Regions from separate parts of the Homo sapiens genome. Here regions 1 and 2 are each linked to region 3. The links are chromatin loops, found by intact Hi-C in ENCODE. Cell type or tissue: dorsolateral prefrontal cortex. All regions are shown on one strand.

Region 1 (8,000 bases), 130 kb after region 3:
TATATATTTTTTACAAAGCACATATAGTGACTTGTAGCTATACGTGCTTGTCTATATACATAGAAATATCTTAGGGATAAATAAGAAATTGTTAAGAGTGGTTCCTTGGGGAATAAGATGAGGCAAAGGAAAAGGGTGATGGGTAGAACATTTTTAATTTTTACATATCCTTCTCTGCTATTATGGTATTTACTATAATTTTTATTATTTTAAATTGATTTTTTAAAATGATTGCTGGCAAGAAAAAGGTTAGTGTCCCAATTTAAAAGGACTGGATGATTGCTGAGAAGGAGTCAGCTTTGGTGTAAATGTTTGTGTCCTCCTACCCCCAGAACCCATATGTTAAATTCCCAGTGCCCAAGATGATGGCATTAGGTGGTGGGGCCTTGGTGAGGTGATTAGTGACCATATAAAAGAGACCTCAGAGTGCTGTCTTGCCCTTTGACCATGTGAGAACACACCGAGAAGGTACCATCTATGAACAAGAAAGCATTCCCTCACCAGACACCAAATCTGCCAGTGTCTTAATTGTGGACTTCCTAGCCTCCAGGATTGTGAAATAAATTCTGTGGTTTATGAGCTACCTAGTCTATAGCATTTTGTTATAGCAACCTGAATGGACTAAAACAGAAAATTAGTACCAGGAGTGGGATGCTACTGTAACAAATACCTAAAATGTGGAAGTGGCTTTGGAACTAGATAATGGGTAGAGGCTGAAAGAGTTTGGAAGTGCATCCTAGAAAAAGCCTAACCATTGCCATGAATGGACTGTTAAGAGCAGTTCTGGTGTGGAGAGTTGTAGAGAAAGCCTCAATCTTCTTAGAGGTTACCTAAGTGGTCATGAACAGGCTATTGGTAGAAATATGGATGGTAAAAGCCATTCTGGTAAGGTCTCAGAAATGAGGAATGTTTTACTGAAAACTAGAGGAAAAACAATACTTATTAGAAAGTAGTAAAGAACTTGGCTGCATTAAGTTTGTGTCATGGTGTTTTGTGGAAGGTAGAATTTGTAAATGATGTAATGGGATATTTGAATGAGTAAATTTCTAAGCAGTGTTGAAGGTGCAGCTTGGCTTCTCTTGAGTGCTTATAGTAACATTTGAGAAGAGAGAGATGATCTGAAGATAGAATTGCTAATCAAAAGGGAAGCAGAATTTAAAATTTTGGAAAATTCTCAACCTATCCATTTTGAAAAGAATGTGAAAGTGTGTTCATAGAAAACACCAAGAATGTGGCCCCACAGTGATTTGAGAAAGGGATTGGTACGGATAGGCCATCTCAAGGGAAGCCAGGTGCTATTGATGAAGGCAATGGAAGGCTGTCCCCAAAAATATTTTGGAGATTATCAGAATTGCCCCTCCCACCACAGGCCCAGAGTGCAAGGGCTTGGGGGACAGAAAGATTTCAAGGCTCCACTCCCCGCACTTTAGCAGAGTACTCGTTGGCCACCCCACGTATGGCTCTAGTGGGCCTAGGTACAACACAAGCTAAGGTGGCCACCCCTCTGCAGGGCACAGGTGATAAACCTTGGCAGCTCCATGAAGTGCCATTCCTGTCAATGTGCATGAGCTGTGGGGGCATGGCTACCTTCACCTAGATCCTGAAGAATGGAGCCACTAGGAGCCTCAGTTATGTGACCAGACAGAGAGTTATGGCAAGGGTGGGACCTCTACAGAGAGTCCCCAACAGGGCAATACCTAATAGAGCCATGGGGGTGGGCCAACACCAAGATCCCAGACCATAGACCCACCAGCGTGCAATTCCAGCCTGAGAGAGCCACAGGCACCCAACTACAACCTGTGAGAGATGGAACATAGGCAGTGCCCAGCAAAGCTATGGGGGCAGGGCCACCTGGAGCTCTGAGGGCCCAACCCCTACCCCAGTGTCCAGAGGGCAGAGCATCAGCCAGAGAGTATTCTCCAGCCTTGAGATTTCATGTTGTTTGCCCTGTTGGGTTTTGGATTTGGTTGGGACCTGGTATCCCTTCTTTCCTTCCTATTGCTCCCTTTCGGAATGGGAATGTCTATCCTCCACCCATCTCCCCCATTGTATTTTGAGTGCACATAACTTGCTTGATTTCACAGGTTCATAGCTGGAGACAAATACCTTGAGTCTCACTTATATCTGTTTTATTTGATAGTTACATGAGACTTTGGATTTAAACTTTAAAGTTGATGCTAGAATGAGTAAGACATTTGGGACTATTGAAATGAAATCAATATACTTTTCATGTGAGAAGGACATAAATTTTGGTGGGCCAGGGCAGAAGGCTATGGTCTGAATGTTTGTGTCTCCCCAAAATTCATATGTTAAAACCTTAACCCCCCATCCTGGCTAACACGGTGAAACCCCGTCTCTATTAGCCGGGTGTGGTGGCGGGCACCTGTAGTCCCAGCTACTCGGGAGGCTGAGGCAGGAGAATGGCGGGAACCCGTGAGGCGGAGCTTGCAGTGAGCTGAGATCACACCACTGCACTCCAGCCTGGGAGACACAGCAAGACTCCGTCTCAAAAAAAAAAAAAAAAAACCTTAACCCCAAGGCGATGGTATTAGGGATGGGACCTTTGTGAGGTGAGTAAGTGCTCTGATAAAATGGATTAGTGCCCTTATAAAAGAGATGCCAGAGAGCTGTGTTGCCCTTCTACCATGTGAGGACACAGTGAGAAGGTGCCTTCTATGAATTAGACAGTAAGCCCCCACCAGACTCCAGATCTACAGGTACCTTCATTTTGGACCTCCCAGCCTCCAGAACTGTGAGAAACAAATTTCTGTTGTTTGTATACTTCCCAGTCTATGCTATTTCGCTATAGCAGCCTGAACAGACTAACGCAGGGACCACTGGAAGATGTGGGAATGGCTTTACTGAGACCAGGAAGGGAGGTGGTTCAGAGGAGGGGAGCCCTGGAGGAGCAGGCCTCTCTTCCATCTGGAAGAGGTCCGTTCGTGGCAGGAGGTCTGCCCTCTCAGCTACTCCATCCCACCCAGACAGAGGAGACAAATGGAGACTGGGAAAAGAAGCCAAACTTTGTTTTTATTTATGTATTTGTTTTAGAGACAGGGTCTTTTGCTGTCCCCCAGGCTGGAGTGCAGTGGCATGATCACAGCTCACTGCAGCCTCAAACTCCTGGGCTCAAGCAATCCTCCCACCTCACCCTCCTGAGTAGCTGGGACTACAAGCATGCGCCACCATGTCCGGCTAATTTTTTTTCTTTTTGTAGATACAGGGTCTCACTTTGTTGCCCAGGCTGGTCTCAAACTCTTGACCTCAAACAATCCTCCTGCCTCAGCCTCCCAAAATGCTGGGATTATAGGTGTAAGCCATTGCACCTGGCCGGAAGCCAACCTTTAAATACCAGCACAAGGCTTGCAAGGGCAGGTTGATGCCCCCTGGGGATCTGGCCCAGGCCCTCCTCCTTTCACCCTATTTCAGGGCCCCTCCTTCTCTGTCTGCGACCCAGGCCCAGACAAAATCTATGACCCGCAAGAATGAAATTTGCACAAGAACTGCTTCCTAAAAGGAAAAGGAAAAGTGAAAAGGCAAATAGCTGTTTGAGAAAAGGTTTCTGACCAGAAGATCTTACAGTCTGGCCAGAGATGCTGGGGCCAAGGGTAGCGTCCCCTGGGAGAGAAGGACTTTGCTGGTCTTTGTGGCACCATCAGCCCTTCCCATCCACCCCTGCCATGCACACTCCTTAACTTCCATCTTACGGAGGCAGAGTGGAGTCACAGGGACCGGGACTAGCATTTCAGCTCCTATGCTCCTTACCGGGGCTCTCATGCCATTTCTCTGACCCTCAGATGCTTTATCTGTAAAGAGGGGATCATAGCACCTTAAGGGTTGATTTGAAAATTGGAAATAATATAAATATCATAGCACAATGTTTGTCATATAACAAGTGGTCATGGAAAAGCATATAGAACTGTATCCGTTCATTGATATTGTCTAAACACAGCCCCACTCCTGTGCCTTTGCTCATGCTGGTTCCTGAATGGAGATGCCCCTTCTTCTTCCCCATCTGGTAAAATCCTACCCATGTTTCAAGGCCTAGATCCAGTAGCAGCTTCGTCAAAGCTTCTGCAGTCCTCACTGTGCAGGGGTGTTCTCTCCTCTTCGGGGCGTCCACGGCACTGTGTTCATAGCACCTTCCAGCCATTGCCAGCTGAGTCACGGAGTTGTTTACTCTGCGGGCTGGGGACCCTGAGTGTAATGGTGCCTTGGCCTAATGCACTTCTGTCTTCATGTCCCTGTCCTTAGCACAGAAGCTGCTGAATAATGCTAGTCAAACACCCACATGCATACCTTGTCATCAGCCCGAAAACCTTCCCTCATCCTCTCCAGGGAAGGGACTGAGCAGAGGAAAGAGACTCTCTTTAGCCACATTCCTAGATTTGGTTTGATTCTAAAGGAGCTGGGGAGCCGGGAGGCCCAATTCAGACACCTCATGGGAACGAGGGTTCTTCTACTGGGAAGGAGAAGCTGGGGAAAGCAAAGACAAGGGGGCACAGTTGGAAAGCTGTGCTAGTGCCAGGGAGCCTAGGCCCAGGAAGGGTGGATGCTCACCCCAGGGCTGTCCAGGTCGGGTCACCAGACCACGCAGCTTCAATGGCCACAGACTAGCCAGCCTCCCCGGGTCCCCCATCTATGCACAGCTGGCCTGTTTCCTCTGTGCCTGGTGCTCCTCCCCACTCTCCAAGGGACACCCACCCCAGGTCTCTCCCTGGACACTGAGCCCTGACAGGAAGGCCTGGGCTAAGGGAACGTGAGCTTGTTCTGCCCCCTGCTGGCCATTGCAGGGAATGGCTCCTTAACTGGAAAGGCAGGGAAGAAGCAGCCAAGGGCTACCTGGCTGGCCCCATGGGATCCACCCCAGCCTCACAGTTCATCTTTCTGGTTCAAGTTCAAACTCTTTGGCCTAGCAAATTCCTCCAGGACCTGGTTCCAATGACTCTTTCCAAATTTATTTCCTACCACTCCATCCCAAAGCCTCAGGCCCAGGTAATCCAGCTGTTCTTTGTCCCTGTGTGTCCTGACCTCCAGCCTCTACAAAGGCCATCCCTCTTGCCAGCAATGCCCTTGCCTTTCCACTCTGCTTCAAGACTCAGTCCACCTCCTTGCTGACTGTGCAGCCCCGGCATCCTCACCTTTGTCCCCTGGCACTCATTGCCTAGAGCTCAATCTTGCCACCTGTGGCTTGTGCCCACCCTAGTCTCATCTGAAACTAAGCCAAAGGATGGCATCACATTGGAATGTGCACAAGCTCAGAGTTTCAGCACAGGCCCCAGAACACAGATGGTGCATAATCAGTGCTGGGCGGGAAAGGCGATCGCATTCCAGCACTCATGTTTCCATGCCATCCACCAGCCTTTGGGTAGTCTTCTTGCAGAGGCTGGCAGCGTCCCTTGGGAAGGGAAAAGGATGGTCTCTGTGTGGGTCTCTGACCAGCCTCCAGGCCCCTTGCCTTCCCACTACTGGTGTCCAGGAGTCACTAGTCTGCCAGGGAGAGGCAGGAAAGAGCGGAGAGTCCCCCTAATGTGCAGCCAGGTAGGAGAGAAATTTGTGACCAAGGGATGCTGACCCCTCCTCCAGGAGGTTTCCAGGCCACTGTCTCCATTCCCAGCCACTTCTGCCCTCCTAACTTCTGTTTCCTTTCTACCTTCTTCATTCATTTGTTTACTTGTTCACTGACTCAGCAATCACCTATTAGGTGCCAGGCACTGGCCTGACTGTGGGTATCCCACAAAAAAGACATAAAACCTGCTCAAAGTAACATCACTTAGTGGAAGAGAAAATTAAGGTATTCACCAATGTCTTACATTAAGGTTTTGGACAGAGATATAAGAAGAGGTGTGCTATCTCAGATCACAACCGCCAAACCAGCTGAGGGGTGAGGGGAGTCCAGGGAGCCTTCTAGAGGCAGAGATGTTTGAGGTGAGATGGCAGGGAAGATGAGGCTTTGGCCAAGCAAAGAAAGCAGGGAGGCCGACGCAGCAGCAAGGTGTGGAGAGGCAAAGTGCTGCAGGTGCCTTCAGGGAGCTTTGGGTTGTCTTTGTGTCTGGGTTTGCAGCAGAAGGGTGAGACCTGGTAACCAGCAGAGGCAGAGCTCAAATGCCATGTGCAAAGTCAAGGTGTATGATTTTCTTTTAAAGCATGGGAGCAACTGAAGGATTTATAAGCCAGGGAGTGACATGTGCAGATTGGAATTTTAGAAAACTCTGTTGGGCAGAGCTGGAGAGAGCTCAGAAGGGAGTATCCCCTGGAAAGGAGATGGCAGGAAAGGCTCGGGAGGGTGTGGGGGAATAAGGGGTAAAGGATTGTGGGGGGGGGGGTCTGAATTAAAGCAATAATAACAGAGAAGTAAAACTGTCAGCAGATTCTGGAGATTTAAGGAAGAAAAATAGAGGACTCAATGGCTGCATGTGGGAAGTGGATAGTGGGACCAAAGACTGAGATGGGGACACAGGGGAAGCGCGGTATTGTGGAGACAGCAACACCAGTCTGCAGCATGATGCACTTGAAATGTCTCAGGGACATTGGCCAAAGGTGGGCAAGAGATGGTCACGTGGCTGGATTCAAGATGCAGAGACAGGGTGCTGGAGGCATCAAACACAGGCATCTTCGGCTCCCAGACTGTAGCTGAAGCACTCGCTCAGGGGCAGTAGGCAAGGGAGAGAAGGGAGGTCAAGTGAAAGGTCCCATTCTTTTTAGGAGCTCCATGGCTATTCACTGAGGGTACAGAGACAAGAACAGATGAGAGGCAATGCAGTTAGTGAAAAGGCATTCACGTCAGAGGACATGGGCTCATGACAGCTCTTCTAGATACCTGACCATTTCTTTAAATCTCCAAGCCTCAGTTTCCCCATTCATGAAATGGACCTAATAATACCTACGTTGTAGTATTATTGAAAAGAGGCCGGGAACAGTGACTCATGCCTGTCATGCCAGCAGTTTGGGAGGCCAAGGCAGGAGGATCGTTTGAGGCCAGGAGTTCAAGACTAGCCTAGGCAACATAGCAAGATCCTGTCTCTACAAAAAAGTTTAAAATTAGCTGGGTGTGGTGGTACACCCTTCTAGTCCTAACTACTCAGGAAGCTGAGGTGGAAGGATCACTTGAGCCGTGATCACGTCACTGCACTCCAGCCTGGGTGACAGAGCAAGACGCCATCTCAAAAAAGAAAAGAAAAATAATAACCATAAAGCACATCACATAGCTCCTAGCAGAGAGCTAGTACCATGAACAGCAAGCACGGAGAAGCTACAAGTTTCCAGAATCTTCCAAGTCTGCCAGTGTCCCCACTGGAAGTCCCTTTGGACCTCTCTACCCATCAGTCATATTACCAGCTGGATGAGCAAATGCAGCCTGGACCTAGATGTCTGTGCAGCTCCCTTTCGCTTCCCCGAGTGGCACCGGCTGGGAGACCCCAGCTCTGTGGGCTCTGTCCTTCCCAGGCATGGTGTGGGTGGGTGGATGCCACAGCCCAGCCCTCCTGACGCCCCACCCTCCTGACCTCCTGCCTTGCCCTCAGGACCTTCCCTGGAACTGCAGCTTGCTGGGGGAAGGAAGTGCACAGCTGGAGCCCCTGCCCCTGCCCTGTGCCTGCATCCTGGCGGTGTCCTTCCCAACACTCCACCCAGTAGTCCCAGAGGGATGAGGTGGGCTGGAATGGAAAGTGAGGTTCAGAAGTCAGGGAGCCCATTAGAACCAAACTGCCCAGCTCCTCTCTGCAGCACATGGTTGGGGGGCAGGAGAGAGTGCCCCAATCTGGGACCCACACAGGCAAACTTCAAAGAGGTCATCCAGTGAGGCGGCCACCCTTGGCCTCAGTTTCCTCATCTGTAAAACACCATGTTGGGCCAGGTCATCTCTGAGGTCCCTCCCACCCAGAGTGCAGTTCTACGTTGTCCTCTCCCGTCCTGACTGCGACTCACTATTTCCAGCAGAGGGAGCCGGCACCTCTCCGCAGACAGCCAGGAACCAGTGCCACTCGTCTGGCCAAGGATCT
Region 2 (8,000 bases), 58 kb after region 3:
GAACAGGACAGATGAGATAAGAAAAAGGCCACCGCTTTAGTCATGGCCCTCCAAGCTGACTTTGGAGGCTCTGGAACGTGGAAAGCCTGGGCAAATCGAATGCCTAATAGGGCTTGCTTCCAGTGCAGTCTACAAGGACACTTTAAAGAAGATTGTCGAATAGAAATGAGCTGCCCCCTTGTCCATGCCCCTTATCTCAAGGGAATCATTGGAAGGCCCACTGCCCCAAGGAATGAAGGTCGTTTGAATCAGAAGCCACTAACCTGATGATCCAGCAGCAGGACTGAGGGTGCCCGGGGCAAGTGCCTGCCCATACCATCACCCTCACAGAGCTCCAGGTATGCTTGACCATTGAGGGCCAGGAGGTTAACTGTCTCCTGGACACTGGCATGGCCTTCTCAATCTTACTTTCCTGTCCTATACAACTGTCCTCCAGATCTGTCACTAGCCAAGGGGTCCTAGGACAGCCAGTCACTAGATACTTCTCCCAGCCACTAAGGTGTGACTGGGGAACTTTACTCTTTTCACATGCTTTTCTAATTATGCCTGAAAGCACCACTCTCTTGTTACGGAGAGACATTCTAGCAAAAGCAGGGGCCATTGTACACCTGAACATAGGAGAAGGAACACCCGTTTGTTGTCCCCTGCTTGAGGAAGGAATTAATCCTGAAGTCTGGACAACAGAAGGACAATATGGATGAGTAAAGAATGCCTGTCCTGTTCAAGTTAAACTAAAGGATTCCACCTCCTTTCCCTACCAAAGGCAGTACCCTCTTAGACCCGAGGCCCAACAAGGACTCCAAAAGATTGTTAAGGACCTAAAAGCCCAAGGCCTACTAAAACCGTGCAACAGCCCCTGCAATACTCCAATTTTAGGAGTACAGAAACCCAACAGACAGTGGAGTTTAGTGCAAGATCTCAGGATTATCAGTGAGGCCGTTGTCTCTCTATACCCACTGTACCTAACCCTTATACTCTGCTTTCCCAAATACCAGAGGAAGCAGAGTGGTTTACAGTCTTGGACCTTAAGGATGCCTTTTTCTGCATCCCTGTACATCCTGACTCTCAATTCTTGTTTGCTTTTGAAGATCCTTCGAACCCAACATCTCAACTCACCTGGACTGTTTTACCCCAAGGGTTCAAGGATAGCCCCCATCTATTTGGCCAGGCATTAGCCCAAGACTTGAGCCAGTTTTCATACCTGAACACTCTCATCTTTTGGTACATGGATGATTTACTTTTAGCCACCCGTTCAGAAACCTTGTGCCATCAAGCCACCCAAGCACTCTTAAATTTCCTTGCCACCTGTGGCTACAAGGCTTCCAAACAAAAGGCTCAGCTCTGCTCACAGCAGAAATACTTAGGGCTAAAATTATCCAAAGGCACCAGGGCCCTCAGTGAGGAATGTATCCAGCCTATACTGGCTTATCCTCATCCCAAAACCCTAAAGCAACTAAGAGGGTTCCTTGGCATAACAGCCTTTTGCTGAATATGGATTCCCAGGTACGGCGAAATAGCCAGGCCATTATATGCACTCATTAAGGAAACTCAGAAAGCCAATATCCATTTAGTAAGATGTACACCTGAAGCAGAAGCAGCTTTCCAGGCCCTAAAGAAGGCCCTAACCCAAGCCCCAGTGTTAAGCTTGCCAACAGGGCAAGACTTTTCTTTATATGTCACAGAAAAAAACAGGAATAGCTCTAGGAGTCTTTACACAGGTCCAAGGGAACAGCTTGCAACCTGTGGCATACCTGAGTAAGGAAATTGATTTAGTGGCAAAGGGTTGGCCTCATTGTTTACAGGTAGTGGCAGCAGTAGCAGTCTTAGTATCTGAAGCAGGTAAAATAATACAGGGAAGAGATATGACTGTGTGGACATCTAATGATGTAAACAGCATACTCACTGCTAAAGAAGACTTGTGGCTGTCAGACAACTGTTTGCTTAAATATCAGGCTGTATTACTTGAAGGGCCAGTGCTGAGAACTTCTCTCTTGTGCAACTCTTAACCCAGCCACACTTCTTCCAGACAATGAAGAAAAGATAGAACATAACTGTCAACAGGTGATTGCTCAAACATACGCCACTCAAGGGGACCTTCTAGAGGTTCCCTTGACTGATCCCGACCTCAACTTGTATACTGATGGAAATTCCTTTGTAGAAAAAGGACTTTGAAAAGTGGGGTATGCAGTGGTCAGTGATAATGGAATACTTGAAAGTAATCCCCTCACTCCAGGAACTAGCGCTCGGCTGGCAGAACTAATAGCCCTCACTGGGGCACCAGAATTAGAAGGAAAAAGGGGAAATATGTATACAGACTCTAATATGCTTACCTACTCCTCCATGCCCACACAGCAATATGGAGAGAAAGGGAATTCCTAACTTCTGAGGGAACACCTATCAAACATCAGGAAGCCATTAGGAGATTATTATTCACTGTACAGAAACCTAAAGATGTGGCAGTCTTACACTGCCGGGGTCATCAGAAAGGAAAGTAAAGGGAAATGGAAGAGAACCACCAAGCGGATATTGAAGCCCATCAACAGCCACAAGGCAGGACCCTCCATTAGAAATGCTTATAGAAGGACCCTAGTATGGGGTAATCCCCTCTGGGAAACTAAGCTCCAGTACTCAGCAGGAGAAATAGAATGGGGAACCTCACAAGGACATAGTTTCCTCCCCTCAGGATGGCTAGCCACCGAAGAAGGAATAACACTTTTGCCGGCAGCGAACCAATGGAAATTGCTTAAAACCCTTCACCAGACCTTTCACTTAGGCATTGATAGCACCCACCAGATGGCCAAATTATTATTTACTGGACCAGGCCTTTTCAAAACTATCAAGCAGATAGTCAGGGCCTGTGAAGTGTGCCAAAGAAATAACCCCCTGCACTGCCGGCCATACATTTCAATCCCTGTATCTTTAACCTCCCTGTTAAGTTTGTTTCTTCCAGAATCGAAGCTGTAAAACTACAAATCATTCTTCAAATGGAACCCCAGATGCAGTCCATGACTAAGATCTACTGCGGACCCCTGGACCGGCTTGCTAGCCCATGCTCCAATGTTGATGACATTGAAGGCCCCCCTCCTGAGGAAATCTCAACTGCACGATCCCTACTATGCCCCAATTCAGCAGGAAGCAGAGCAGTCGTCGGCCAACCTCCCCAACAGCACTGGGGTTTTCCTGTTGAGAGGGGGGACTGAGAGACAGGACTAGCTGGATTTCCTAGGCCGACTAAGAATCCCTAAGCCTAGCTGGGAGGGTGCCGCATCCACCTTTAAACACGGGGCCTGCAACTTAGCTCACACCCAACCAATCAGGTAGCAAAGAGCGCTCACTAAAATGCTAATTAGGCAAAACAGGAGGTAAAGAAATAGCCAATCATCTATCACCTGAGAGACAATGATTGGGATATAAACCCAGGCATTTGAGCCAGCAATGGCAACCCCCTTTGGGTCCCCTTCCATTGTGTGGGAGCTCTGTTTTCACTCTATTACATCTTGCAACTGAACATTCTTCTGGTCCGTGTTTGTAACAGCTTGAGCTGAGCTTTCTCTCACTGTCCACCACTGCTGTTTGTCGCCATTGCAGACCCGCCACTGACTTCCGCCCCTCTGGATCCGGCAGGGTGTTGGCTGCACTCCTGATCCAGTGACTCACCCATTGCTGCTCCTGATCGGGCTAAAGGCTTGCCATTGTTCCTGCATGGCTGAGTGCCTGGGTTCTTCCTAATCTAGCTGAACACTAGTCGCTGGGTTCTATGGTTCTCTTTTGTGACCCACAGCTTCTAATAAAGCTATAACACTCTCTGCATGGCCCAAGATTCCATTCCTTGGAATCCATGAGGCCAAGAACCCCAGGTTAGAGAACAAGAGGCTGGCTGCCATCTTGGAAGCGGCCTGCCACCATCTTGGGAGCTCTAAGAACAAGGACCCCCAGGTAACATCAGCTCATCAAAGTCATTCTCCATCCAGCTTTGTTCCATTGCTGGCAAGGAGCTGCAATCCTTTGGAGAAGAAGAGGCACTCTGGTGTTTAGAATTTTCAGCTTCTCTGCTCTGGTTTCTCCCCATCTTTGTGGTTTTATCTACCTTTTTTCTTTGATGCTGGTGACCCACAGATGGGGTTTTGGTGTGGATGTCCTTTTTGATGATGTTGATGCTATTCCTTTCTTCCTTTCTATTTGTTAGTTTTCCTTCTAAGAGTCAGGTCCCTCAGCTGCAGGTCTGTTGGAGTTTGCTGGAGGTCCACTTCAGACCCTGTTTGCTTGGGTATCACCAGCTGAGGCTGCAGAACAGTAAATTCTGCAGAACAGCAAATATTGCTGCCTGATCCTTCCTCTGGAAGCTTCACCCCAGAGGGGCACCCGCCTGTATGAGGTGTCAGTTGGCCCCTACTGGGAGGTGTCTCCCAGTTAGGCAACACAGGGGTCAGGGACCCACTTGAGAGGGCAGTCTTTCCGTTCTCAGAGCTCAAACACCATGCTGGGAGAACCACTGCTCTCTTTAGAGCTGTCAGACTGGGACATTTAAGTCTGCAGAAGTTTCTGCTGCCTTTTTTCAGCTATGCCCCACCCCCAGGGGGGGTGTCTACAGAGGCAGTAGGCCTTGCAGAGCTCTGGTGGGCTTTGCCCAGTTCGAGCTTCCTGGGCCACTTTGTTCACCTACTCAAACCTCAGCAACGGTGGATGCCCCTCCCCCTACCAGGCTGCTGCCTCGCAGGTCAATCTCAGACTGCTGCACTAGCAGTGGGCTAGGCTCCGTGGGCATGGGACCCACTGAGCCAGTCATGGGATATGATCTCCTGGTGTGCCATTTGCTAAGACCATTGGAAAAGTGCAGTCTTTGGGAGGGAGTGTCCCGATTTTCCAGGTACAGTCTGTCACGGCTTCCCTTGGCTAGGAAAGGGAAATCCTCTGACCCCTTGTGCTTCCTGGGTGAGGTGATGCCCTGCCCTGCTTCAGCTCACCCTCCATGAGCTGCACCCACTGTCCAACCAGTCCCAATGAGATGAACCAGCTACCTCAGTTGGAAACGCAGAAATCACCGTCTTCTGTGTTGATCACCCTGGGAGCTGCAGACCAGAGCTGTTCCTATTCAGCCATCTTGGAACAGACCTCCAGAAAATCTGAATACGTTCTTATCAAATGTATGAGTAATGCAAAGTTCGCAAGGATGACTAATATATTAAATGACAGATTCCACATTCAATTTAGTCAGAATAGCTAGAATGATGAACCAAAAGTCCCAAGATGAAATTTTATGGGGAAAAATGTAAAGCTAAACCTTCAGGTTCAAAAAACTACTTGTGAGAATAAACTGAAGGACTTAGATGAGAGCAACTCATGTGGGGAAATTTCTGGAGATTTATAGTTGACACTAGCTTAATAGGAGATAGCATTATGACTTGATTTCTCAAAAAGGTAACCAAATTTTAGACCACATTGATACTGTTCTAATATCAACTAACTCATCAACTGAGTTTCTTCCCAATAGATTAAAATGATTTTAAAATAGGTCGTTGAAATGTTTACTGGGGCAAATGCTCAGCATCTATCAAATACAAAATGAGCAGCCTGAAGATTCCACACTGTTCCTTCTAAATGGTGCCCTTCCTCACACAAGGAGCTAAGTATGTACCAGGCCAAGGGCTCGAAGAAGCAGAAATAGATCAGGCTGGAGCTGTGGGCATAGCCATTGCCCTACAACAAACTGCATGGGCTGCAGCAGCACTTGGTGCCCCGCCCGGGCACTCCCTCACTTCTGCCTTCAGAATTTCACACACAGATCTCTTGCAGCCCACACCAACTCCACACTATACAGAGAAAGGAATTCTGGGAGCTGTAGTTCCAGCTTAGCTAAATTGACACCATGCAAATCCAACACATCTGAAAGATTATTTTTTAACTTAAAAACCTTTCATTTTGAAATAATATTCAATTTCCAAAAAACTGCAAAAATAATTCCCGTATGCCTTTCACTGAGCATTCTTAAATGTTAACATCTTACATAACCATACATTATTACCAAAATCAGGAAATTGACATTGATACTGTTAACTACTTTACAGATCCTATTCAAACTAAGTTAATTGTCCCACTAATCTCCCTTTTCTGGTACAGAAAATCCAATCCAGGCTTCAATGTAGCATTTAGTTGTCGTGTCTCCCTAGTCGCCTCCATTCTGGGACAGTTCCTCAGTCTTCTGAAAAACATTTTAAGAATAAAAAACCAGAAAATGTCCAGAATGGTGAAGGCCTGGAAAGCAACGGCCCCGAGGAAATACTGCTGGAACTGGAGCTATCAGCCTAGAGTGAAGTCTCAGGGGATACATTAGTCATCTTCAAAGTTGTCTTCAACACTAAACGATCTTCCTGCAGAAGATGGAATGGATTTATTCTGTGTTGCCCCAGAGGGTGGAAATAGAATTAGCATATTCTGTGGAGTAGGTAATTCTATAGGTGGAATTACTACTAGGAAGAGTTCAACTTGTCACTATGTAGAACATTCTGTCGGTTAGAACTAACTGTACCCTAGGCCTGGGTGAGAGCAAACAGAGCTGGATGAGAGCAAACAGATAGGCCTGAGTAACAAGAAGCTAGGTGGAGGCAGGTGGGATGGGGAGGGCCTGGCAGGAGCAGGAATAGAAAGGGGCAGCTGGCCAGGGCCCACATGACTTAGGGATATTGCATTCAGGATGGAGAGCAAAATGGACAGAGACTTCATTGGCAGGCCCAAGGGAGAAGGTGGGTGAGGCAGCAGCAGACACAGAGGACACTTCCATCCAAATAGGTTTGCTACCAAATTCTATTAATAAGCAACTTGAGCCATTACCTGCAGCCCTACCTGAGGACAGTTCATCTAGTTTGTCCACTCTTCAAAGGTCTCTTTTAAAAGGACCTGTCATAAGAGAGAGGGTAATCTGGAGGGACAGAAATTGTCTTTGGTCTGGGAGTTCTGTGTTGGGAGCAGAAGCACAGCAGCACCTCTTAGGGGGTACTGAGGCATGCTAGGAGCTGGAAAGGAGTCAAATCCTTGGCATGGCTTAAGTCTGGGCAGTCCTTGTAGCTGAAGGTTTGACCAGGATCCTTCAAAGTGATGATATCCATCTGAAATTCATGTCACCACTGAAAACAAAGCCAACTAAATGGCAGTGAGGGAAAGCAATTAGCCAAAGCATACGTAAAGATCTTAGTTACATTTCTACTTTCAAAGTCAGTCAATAATTGAGATTTCTGGTCCAGCAAATATTTAGTTCAATAAAATCATCATGAGTAAGTAGCTAAGAAGTGTATCACAAGGCAACGTTGTCATTACCATGGTCTTATCCATCTGTCTGCTCACAGATTCACATATCTGTTTGTCCATCTTGCCATTAGTCAGTCCATCATCTGTCCCTCCACCCATCCATTCATACTTTCTCCATCAAGCAAACATTGATTAATTTACTTATGGTCTGCTGCGCCCAGTGGCCACACCTGTAATCCCAGCACTTTGGAAGGCCGAGGCAGGCAGATCATTTGAGGCCAGGAGTTCAAGACCAGCCTGGCCAACATGGCAAAACCCTATCTCTACTAAAAATAAAAAAATTAGCTGGGTGTGGTGGTGCACACCTGTAATCCCAGCTACTCAGGAGGCTGAGGCATGAGAATTGCTTGAACCCAGGGAAGAGGAGGTTGCAGTGAGCCAAGATCATGCCACTGCACTCCAGCATGGGCGACAGAGTGAGACTCTGTCTCAAAAAAAAAAAAAAAATTAGCTATGGTCTAATGGATGGTGGAGGGGTAGAGGTAACAAAACAATGAAGCTGTCAGTGGATGAAACCCAGACTTAAGCCAAGGAAATTTAGATTTCCATTTAAAACTCATCCAACTGAGAAAGAAATTTCTTCTTTTTTTTTTTTTTTTTTGGAGACAGAGTCTTGCTCTCTCACTTAGGTTGGAGTGCAGTGGCACCATCATGGCTCACTGCAGTCTCAACTTCCTGGGTTCAAATGATCCTCCAGC
Region 3 (8,000 bases):
CCTTCATTTCCCCAGTGGGGAGAAGGTAGAATACAGCATGGCCACACACTCACCAGCCGCTGCAGAGACTGCAGGTGTCCACTCCCAATCATGTGGCTACAGTACTCCGACACCTCCTCGGTGATACTCCTGCTCGCCAGGAGACAGACCAACAACAGCAGGGAGCCCAGCCATGTCTGTGACAGAGAGGGTGTCATTTCTCCCCAGGTCTCACTCTCCCCAGTTATCCCCATGCCCTGCTCAACGCAGAAAAACAAAGGCCTCATATCTACAATGCTACAGGCTCTGCCCCTTACCTCAGGATACAGCATCCCTCAAATCCAGCTTTCCCAGGATTTCTAGCAGCCACAGCACAACCTTGTTCTCCCATGAAAACAACCCAGATGTCACCTTCTACAAGAAGCCTTCCCAGATTAAGCCAGCCAAACCTAACTATACATTGAACTAATACTGACACAGATGGTGTGCCTACCAGCCTAAATTTTAATGACACAGGAAACTCGAGAGCAGGACTTGCATCTACCCATTTTTTTCTGTCTCTGCAACATCAACACTGAGCCAAGCACTTTTTGAACTGCCCTCAAGTTCATGTTCATGCACCGGCTTTCAGATGGCAAGCCAGAGACAGCTCCCCTGGGCCCAGCATTTCCTCCCACCTGGTTCCATGCAGATCTGGCTCTGCCACTGGAAAAACTGTGGGATCAAACTCAGTTTCACTGGAACTCATCCCTTGCCAGAGACATCTTGGAGCCCTGGGTGTGTGTTTCAAAAGGAGCCCAGCTGATTAATCAGAGGCACCAGTGCCAGTAATGGGCCATCCCTTGCCTGGCACCTGCCTATTTGAGCACCATCAGGCTTTGCCTCCAGCCAGCCACCTCTTATCATGGCAGAGAAGTTTTCTGAGACCCCTCTTCTCTCCCAGCACCTACCTGGCCCAGTAGTTGCTCAGCCCCAGAGTGATGGGACTGGCTCCTGATGCCCTGTCTTTCCCCTTCCTTCCTCTCTTCCTTCTCTTCACTGGGGTCTCCTCATCCCTACCCCTGGCCCTAGGTCTCTCCTTCTTCAGCCAAAAGCAGACAGACTCTTGGGCTTTCTTTCTCCAGCTTGAGGTCACCTCCTGAGAGCTCCCAAGCCTCCTGGCGGCTGATGCCCCCAGATTCAGGGAAATGCTGGCAGGGTAGGGTGAAGGTTGACACTATCCTGGACTCTGGGTTTTGCCTCAATAATCCAGATGTTGAGACAAATACTGCAAATAAGTTGCTCACTGGAAAAACACAACGAGGCTATGAAACAGCCCACAACAATGTGCTAATCTACATATCACCAAAAGCCCAAATGCTTGCCAGCTCTTCTGGGGAGGAGAAGGCAGCTCTGGCTGGGTGACCAGGGAGACTGCAGAGAGCAGGGACCTCAGTGAGGCCTTGAAAGATGGGGAGAAGGTGATGGCAGGAGAGGGGTGGGAGCCATGGAAGGAAGAGCCAAAGGATAGTTTCATACCACTCAGCACAGGGACTGTGAGGATCCTGGCTGATCTGAGGGAGGGAAAGTGTGGAAGAGGGGGACGGCAGTCACGGGGGCTGGGGGGACTTCAGGCTCTGTTGGGGAGGTTGCCCTGGGTGGGAATAATGGCCCAGGTACTCAGAAACCTTAGGTTCAGGAATGATTGGAGGAAACTGGGCCACTAGACGGTGTATCTACCCCAGACTGGCTGCCACTCAAGGTCTGGAGTGAATGGTATGGATGAAAGGGACCGCTCAGGAAGACAACCTCCCTGGAGGAGAGCAAGGTGGGAGCAATGCTTAACCCCAAGGGCTGTCTGGCTTTGATGACATTTGAGGCATCAGTGTGGGGAAAGTGCAGCCACTACATGAGAGGCTGACTTCGAAGCTGGCCAAAGGGGATACCCCTGGACCTGGGGCCTCCATTCTGCCTCAGGAGGATCTGGACAGACAGTGGGGGGTTAACACTCTGGCTTGCATCTGGCTGGGCAGGCTCTCCTCTGACTGCCTCTTCCTCCCACCCCTAGCCCTGGCTTCTGCCTGGGGAGCAGCCCTCAGAAGGAATCTCTGCTGCAGGCTCAGAGATGCTAGGACACCTCAGTCCAGCTGTCCAGCCTCCTCTGCCACCTATCCTATTCCATTTCATCTTCCCCCTCAACAAGGCCTCTGGAGAGACCTGGCAGAACCGGGCCCTTGGACTTCCCCTGTCTAAACACAGCCCCCTTGTCTTTCTCTTCTTTCCTCATGGTCTCCCCTTCAGCCCCGAAGCTTTGCTTTCTGCCTATGGCTAACCCTTCTCCCTTCCCCTCTCAACTCTATCTCCTCTCTCTCAGTGAGGCACTTTCTTTCTGTGGACCCACTCTTCCCTTTCTCTCTCACCTCACCTGCAGCCCGCTCTCCTCTACCCCCAAATAATTTTCTGCTCTTTTCCCCCCAGGTTTCCCCTCTCATTTTCTTCCAGGACTCCTCAGAAGCAAATCTATTATGAGCCCACTGACTGGTCATGAACAGTGCCACCCTCACTTTCTATGGCTGCATCTGCTACCGCCACAGTTGGGGCAGGGCGTCCCTTACGCAGTCAGGAGCAGACCCTGCCCCTGGACACAGCTCTGCAACACCAAACCCTCTTTCCATTTTCCTCAAGCACTGCAAACCACCATAAACCACCACAAAGCCCAGAATCTCCCCAACCGATGAAACCAGAATTTGCAAGAAAAAGAGATTCTGAGCTAGCCCCAAGCAGCCCCGGGGGTGGGGGGCTGTTTGCCGGCTGTTGCCGTCCCCCACCCCACCCCCCAAACAGCCACCCAAGTCCTCCGTAGCTCCTGCCTGTGGGCTGGAACAAGCAGTGGCTTGCCCCTCTCCGTCCCTCTGCCAGCAAGTCCCTGGCGTTCTATAAGCTGGTTGACCCCCTGAACTTTCCCTGCCCAGAAGCGCCCACTCCTCAGCAGGGCCTTGGAAGCACGTGTGTGGCCGATGAGGAAGGTGCCCACCGGGGAGGGCACACACTCAGCGCACAGCCACTCCGCCCGTGCCTTGGTGGTGGCGGGTAGGGAGAGAGGCAGGGCACCCTGGCTGAGCGGGGGCTCCTGCCTGCAGGTGGCTCAGTGTTCCCCTCCGTGCAATGGGGTGAGCAGCCCTCCGTTTCCCAGGGAAGCCTGGCAGTCCCGGTGCAGCTGCAGGGCCGCCACCGGCCTCCGCCCTGGCGCCAGGGCCCAGTCCGTGCGCAAAGGCGGTTCGTCCGCGGCGGGAACGCCGGGCCAGTGCAGCCGGCGCGCCCAGGCTGTCGGCTCCGAGGGGCCGCTCCCGGCCGCCTGGCCGCCGAGCCCCCGCCCCAGCCCGTCCCGGGCCCAGCGCCGCGGCCGTCGCTTACCGTGGGAGGGCAGCGCCCGGCGGCGCCCGGCGCGGTCATACGGGCAGCTGGGTCCCGGCCGGGCGCGTCGGCCGCCCTCGCTCGCTCGCTCGCTCGCTGGCTGCTGCGGAGTGGGCGCCCCGGCCGAGGGCCGCACCGCTGTCCTGGGATGCGGAGAGCGGCTCTGGCGCCGAGAGGACCCAGGCAAACTTTCACTTTCCCCGGGCCGAGCCTCACTGGCCAGCCCTCGGCACAGCCTTTTAAGAGAGGACTGGGGGGCATGTGGTTTATGGGAAATCACCCTGGCCAGGCGCCAGACACACACATACACACACACACACACACACTGACACAGACACACACACTCCAGAGGCCCACTCAGCCGCCTTCCCCCGCCTCCCCTCCCCCACCCGCCGGCCGGCCAGCCCCGCTCGCGCGTCTTCCTAGTCACCCTCTGTCTTCTGCGCTGCACTTCCAAGCCTTCAGCAAACGAGCGCGGGCTCCACCGCGTCCCCACCCTGCCTTCCCCGCGCCCTCTGCGGACCGACCCTTTCCTTCCGCGCTCTCCAGGCTGATTCAGTGCTAGCGCTCTATGATCGTCCCAAGGGACTTTCCCTCCAGGCCTGAAAATCCCCAAATCTTAGCAGAAAACGGACCGAGAGCAGGGACAAGCACTGGGAAGGGAGGGAAATCCTTTGAAGACGCCCCCACCCCATTCTCGGAGTGCCGAAAGGAGTCCAGTGTTACTTGCTCCCTCGTGGAGCCTGAGTCAGCAGGTTTGCCGGCAGCCCCCTTCTTCCTCTGCAGCCCCCAAGCAGCCCGGCCAGCTTCAAGTCCCATTCTGGGAGGGAGGCCAGCTACCTGGCCAGGAAGGGAGCAGCTGTGTCCTGTGACAGCAAGCTGGGGGGCTCTTCCCTGGGTGCCAGCAGACACTTCAAGGCACCTGACCCTTAGATGATGAAAATGCTGGCTGGTACCCATGCTCTCTCCTGGAGGCAAAATCCAACTCAGATTGGAAAGGTCCTGCACCTGGACCCTAGATTTCCCTGGATGTTTTTGGAAATTGCACTTACTGAGGTGATTAATCACGTTTTGTTTCTACATGAGAATGAGTCTAAGTGAGGACTAGTAGGATGAGCCTAAGCCTATTAATTATAATGCCAACTTCAGGAGATTTTTCTTTCTTCAATTCATTATGATTCAATTCCTCTGTGAGGTTGCCCGTTTCCACCCCCTGGGAAATAAAGGATATGTGGCCTGCTCTTGAAGAGGAGTCTCTTGTCAGTAGCGCTACATATCCTTCACTCCAATCCTAGGCAATAATTTTACACCCGAATGCCTTTGCTCAGACTGGTCCCTCTGCCTGGAATGCTCCTTTCTCCACATGGCTGAAGACAAACTCCTCATCATTTCAGGCTGAAATTGCATCTCATCCTCCACCAGCAAAGCCTTCTGTGACTCTCCTGGCAGAGCAAAGGGTCCTTTTCCTGTGTTCCCATTGGACTTGGCTCATTCCTCAATGCTGGCTCTGATAAGTCATTTGCCATCCATTCATTCTCCACAGTACTTTTCGAAGTGTTTAAGGTGGTACCGATGGTTACATTCTGTCCCCACCCTAGACCGAGACTTCTTCCAGGTGGCACCCATGCTCAGTCACCTCTGGATCAATGGTACCTAGCACATAATAGGTACCAAGTTAATGATGGCTGAGTTGAATGATGCCATTAGAGAATACTTTGTTCTTTTGACAAATATGTGCTACCAGATGCTAGGCACCGTGCTGGGCCCTGGGGATACAACAATGACATGGTCACTGTACAATAATGATTTCAGATAACATGTTGACACCACAGTTCTTAAGACTGATAAAAGGTTAGAGGAAGTAACCTGAGAAAGATAAACCAACAGACTTGTTGAGAAAGGGGTCCAGTTTTACTTGCTCCTTCCTTCACCAACCCAGCCCTGGCCCAGGTTCACTGAGGCTGGCATTTGGACTTTGCTCAGCTTCTGGAGGAACGTAATCATTCTCCACGTTGGTGCAAGGCCTGAGGTCCTCATTCCCCGCACTGGAGTTCTTTACATACCCTGGTTTGAACCTGACTCCACTACTTACAAGTGATTTGACCTTGGTAGCTCTGCCAAGTCATTTGCTGTGTGACATTGGACAAACTTCTCTCAGTTCCCATGTCTATAAAATAGAGATGTTAATTTCTCTCTCTGACCAAGGTGTTATGAGTATTGAATGAGATAAGGCCTGTGAAGTATTTAGCACAGGGCCTGAAGACAGTAAGTGCTATTGTTATTATTATCTGTTCACTCACATGGGTTCTAAAGCAATGACACCACAATGGTGCAGTGGACTTGGGAGTCCCAAGGCCAGATTTTAGTCCCAGCTCTGCCATTCATTTGCTGTGTAACTTTGCTGTGTAACCCCTTAGCCTTTTGGGCCTCTCTTTCCTCATTTGTACAGTGGCAATTTTAAGACTTTCCCCAAAGGAGTGGTCATGAGGTCAAATGGGCTGACATATGGGAGTCCCTAGGGCCATGCACAACACAGAGTAGGGGTTCAGTTATGAAAGCTCTTTGGACATGTAGACTGTGGGGCTCTGGGAGGCTCTGCCTTCACGGAGTTGCAGAGGGATGAGCAAGGTCCTTGATAACCGTGACTCCACAGTGGGACTTGCAGCTGTCTCTTCTCTGTTACCTTAAAAGGAGGGATTGTGGATCTGCTTGATGTGGACACTTTTTGTCACCAGACACAGGGAAATTGAGGCTGGAAAAGCTGATGGCTAGCCTGAAGTGACTCACCTGAGTCTCCTCCACTTGCTCCTGCCCTGGAGCTGATGTTCTTCTCTCCACCCTCCGCAAGCCCCCCAGCCCCACTGCGTCTGCCTGGCTGGCTGGGAGACTTGTGGCTGGCAGGTTCTGCCTGCAGTCTTAGGGCCAAGCCAGCAGGATGGTGTCCGTCTGCACGTGGTGTCTTAGCTCTTCACATCCATGCAAGCTGTTTGTACCCATCCATCGGCAAGGAGTGCTGGTACCACAGAAATAGATTTTCCATCCCATGTTGCCTCAGATGAAAAAATGGAGACCCAGACAGCATAAGCCTCCTCCTCCAGAGTCACACATGAATGAAGAGTTGAGGGTCAGGACCTCCAGAGTGAGTCCTGGAGTAAGAGGACTCAGCTCTGCATGCTTACCCTGGACAGCTTAGCTGCTAGCCTCCCTGCTACCAGTGAAGTCATGTCCCAGGCCAGGTTCTGGGACAGGTATAGGGGAATTGGAAGCAACTGAGATTTGGGGTTTTGATAATTTCCTAACGTAGCATCATCAAGAAAGCAGTGCTCAGCTGACCCCAGAGGAGAGTAGAAGGGAGCATAGGAGAGATGCTATTTGCCAGAGGAATGAACCACTGGAGGGAGAAGAGAGATTGAACAGAGGGAAATGGAGATGGATGGCAGGAAGTGGGAGGAAACCCTCATTTGCTGGTTGTCCAAATGTCATTTCCTTGAAACTATTTGACAGCCAATTTCCCCTTGAGATCTTTTCTAGGGAATGGCCTTCTATCATAAAGAGCTTGCTTTCTTCCTTTCTCTTTCTTTTCTTTTTTCTTTCTTTCTCCCCTTATTCATGCATTCCTCCCTTCCCCCTCCCTTTCTTCTTTTTTCTTTCCTACTTTCCTTTTCTTTCTTTTGTTCTCCCTTTCATTCTTCATTTCTTTCTCTTTCCTTTTCTTTCTTTTTGCTATTCCTTCTCTCTTCCTTTCTCCCTTCCTTTTCTCCTTCCTTCCCACCTTTCTCTCTTTCTTCCACCTAAGTGGCTCTGTGGCTCTTTAGAAAGTAGACTGGGGGTGGACAGCAGCTGCCTTGGAAGCTGGGGCTGCAGAGAAAATGCTGCTTTCTTGTCCCAGTGCTACAGAAAGGGCCAGAATGTAGGACTCCTGGCTGACCAGGTTTGGGAGCAGGACGTCAGAGCCAGAGCATCCCATCTCCCAGCCACGCACCTATAGTCATTTGCACTGCAGCCTGCCCTTTCAGTCATGTCTTCTCCCACTTTCAAGGTGAGAGACAGCGTGAAGGGTGGTAAAGCAGCCAGCAGGGAAGGATTTTGGACTGAATGCCCTTGTCAATTAAATGGGAATAGCAGCTTCCTGCCAGCTTCCTAGGGCTGCTGTGAAGCCTTTGTGTTTGGCAAACTACCAAGAGCCAATCTTTGGTACTTTGGAACTATTGATATTTGTCGAGACCACCCCATCCTATGGCTGGGGGAAAGTCAGCTGTCCCCCTTGTCCCAGAGCCACAGAAATACATGGTGGCTTCAGGACTTGTGTCACCCCTGAAGGGCAAGCACTGCTGCAATGCAAGACTGTATCAGCAGCCTGTCCACTTTCCTCTCCCGGAGCTTCCCGCCACAGCCAGGCCCGGCACTGTCTCCTGAACCTCAGCAGGACTGATTCTTAGGTTGCTCTCATGAACTCCTCAGAACTGAAAAATCTAACCCAGAAACTGACAAACATTTATCCACAGTGAATTCTGGCTTCCCAAGTGCCCTCTCTACCTCCCTAAAGTCACAATCCCTCAGCTGAGGACCCTTCTAGAATGAAAGTTTCCAACCTTCATCGGAAAAAGAGAATCACGAAAAGGATGATG

What was found. A loop is a pair of places that touch in the nucleus more often than their neighbours do. Peaks named below come from ENCODE experiments on the same cell type or tissue, not always from the same donor. Only the 100,000 strongest peaks of a DNase experiment are listed, where the experiment ranks them.
Region 1: it touches region 3 in a loop (2.4-fold over the local background); 33 of 110 quality-filtered maps call a loop at or near these places.
Region 2: a loop joins it to region 3, with 2.9 times the contacts of the local background. A loop is called at or near these places in 8 of 110 quality-filtered maps.

The regions. Positions count from the first base shown.
Region 1 is chr1:109,773,795-109,781,794 of GRCh38, reverse strand. It overlaps LOC124904258 (a long non-coding RNA gene), which reads right to left. Exons shown (of 2, transcript XR_007066303.1): 2 at 6,367-6,723. Among named protein-coding and RNA genes, the nearest start is that of EPS8L3, 14 kb to the right of the region's middle. RefSeq lists an enhancer at 4,594-4,888. In dorsolateral prefrontal cortex, CTCF peaks have their summits at 4,572, 4,778 (motif pointing left) and 7,934 (motif pointing right); DNase peaks (open chromatin) are centred at 4,774 and 7,944; H3K27ac peaks cover 1,238 bases.
Region 2 is chr1:109,848,175-109,856,174 of GRCh38, reverse strand. All of the region lies in intron 4 of LINC01768 (long intergenic non-protein coding RNA 1768), which reads right to left. Among named protein-coding and RNA genes, the nearest start is that of LINC01768, 24 kb to the right of the region's middle. In dorsolateral prefrontal cortex, no CTCF peak of the experiment used is centred here; a DNase peak (open chromatin) is centred at 3,664; H3K27ac peaks cover 1,354 bases.
Region 3 is chr1:109,906,435-109,914,434 of GRCh38, reverse strand. CSF1 (colony stimulating factor 1) reads right to left here and starts at 3,586. Exons shown (of 9, transcript NM_000757.6): 1 at 3,373-3,586; 2 at 54-176. The coding sequence starts at 3,411. RefSeq lists enhancers at 2,200-2,299, 2,376-2,876, 2,877-3,377, 7,775-7,994 and silencers at 3,163-3,272, 3,323-3,492. In dorsolateral prefrontal cortex, CTCF peaks have their summits at 3,625 and 3,826; DNase peaks (open chromatin) are centred at 3,101 and 3,644; H3K4me3 peaks cover 4,534 bases; H3K27ac peaks cover 4,881 bases.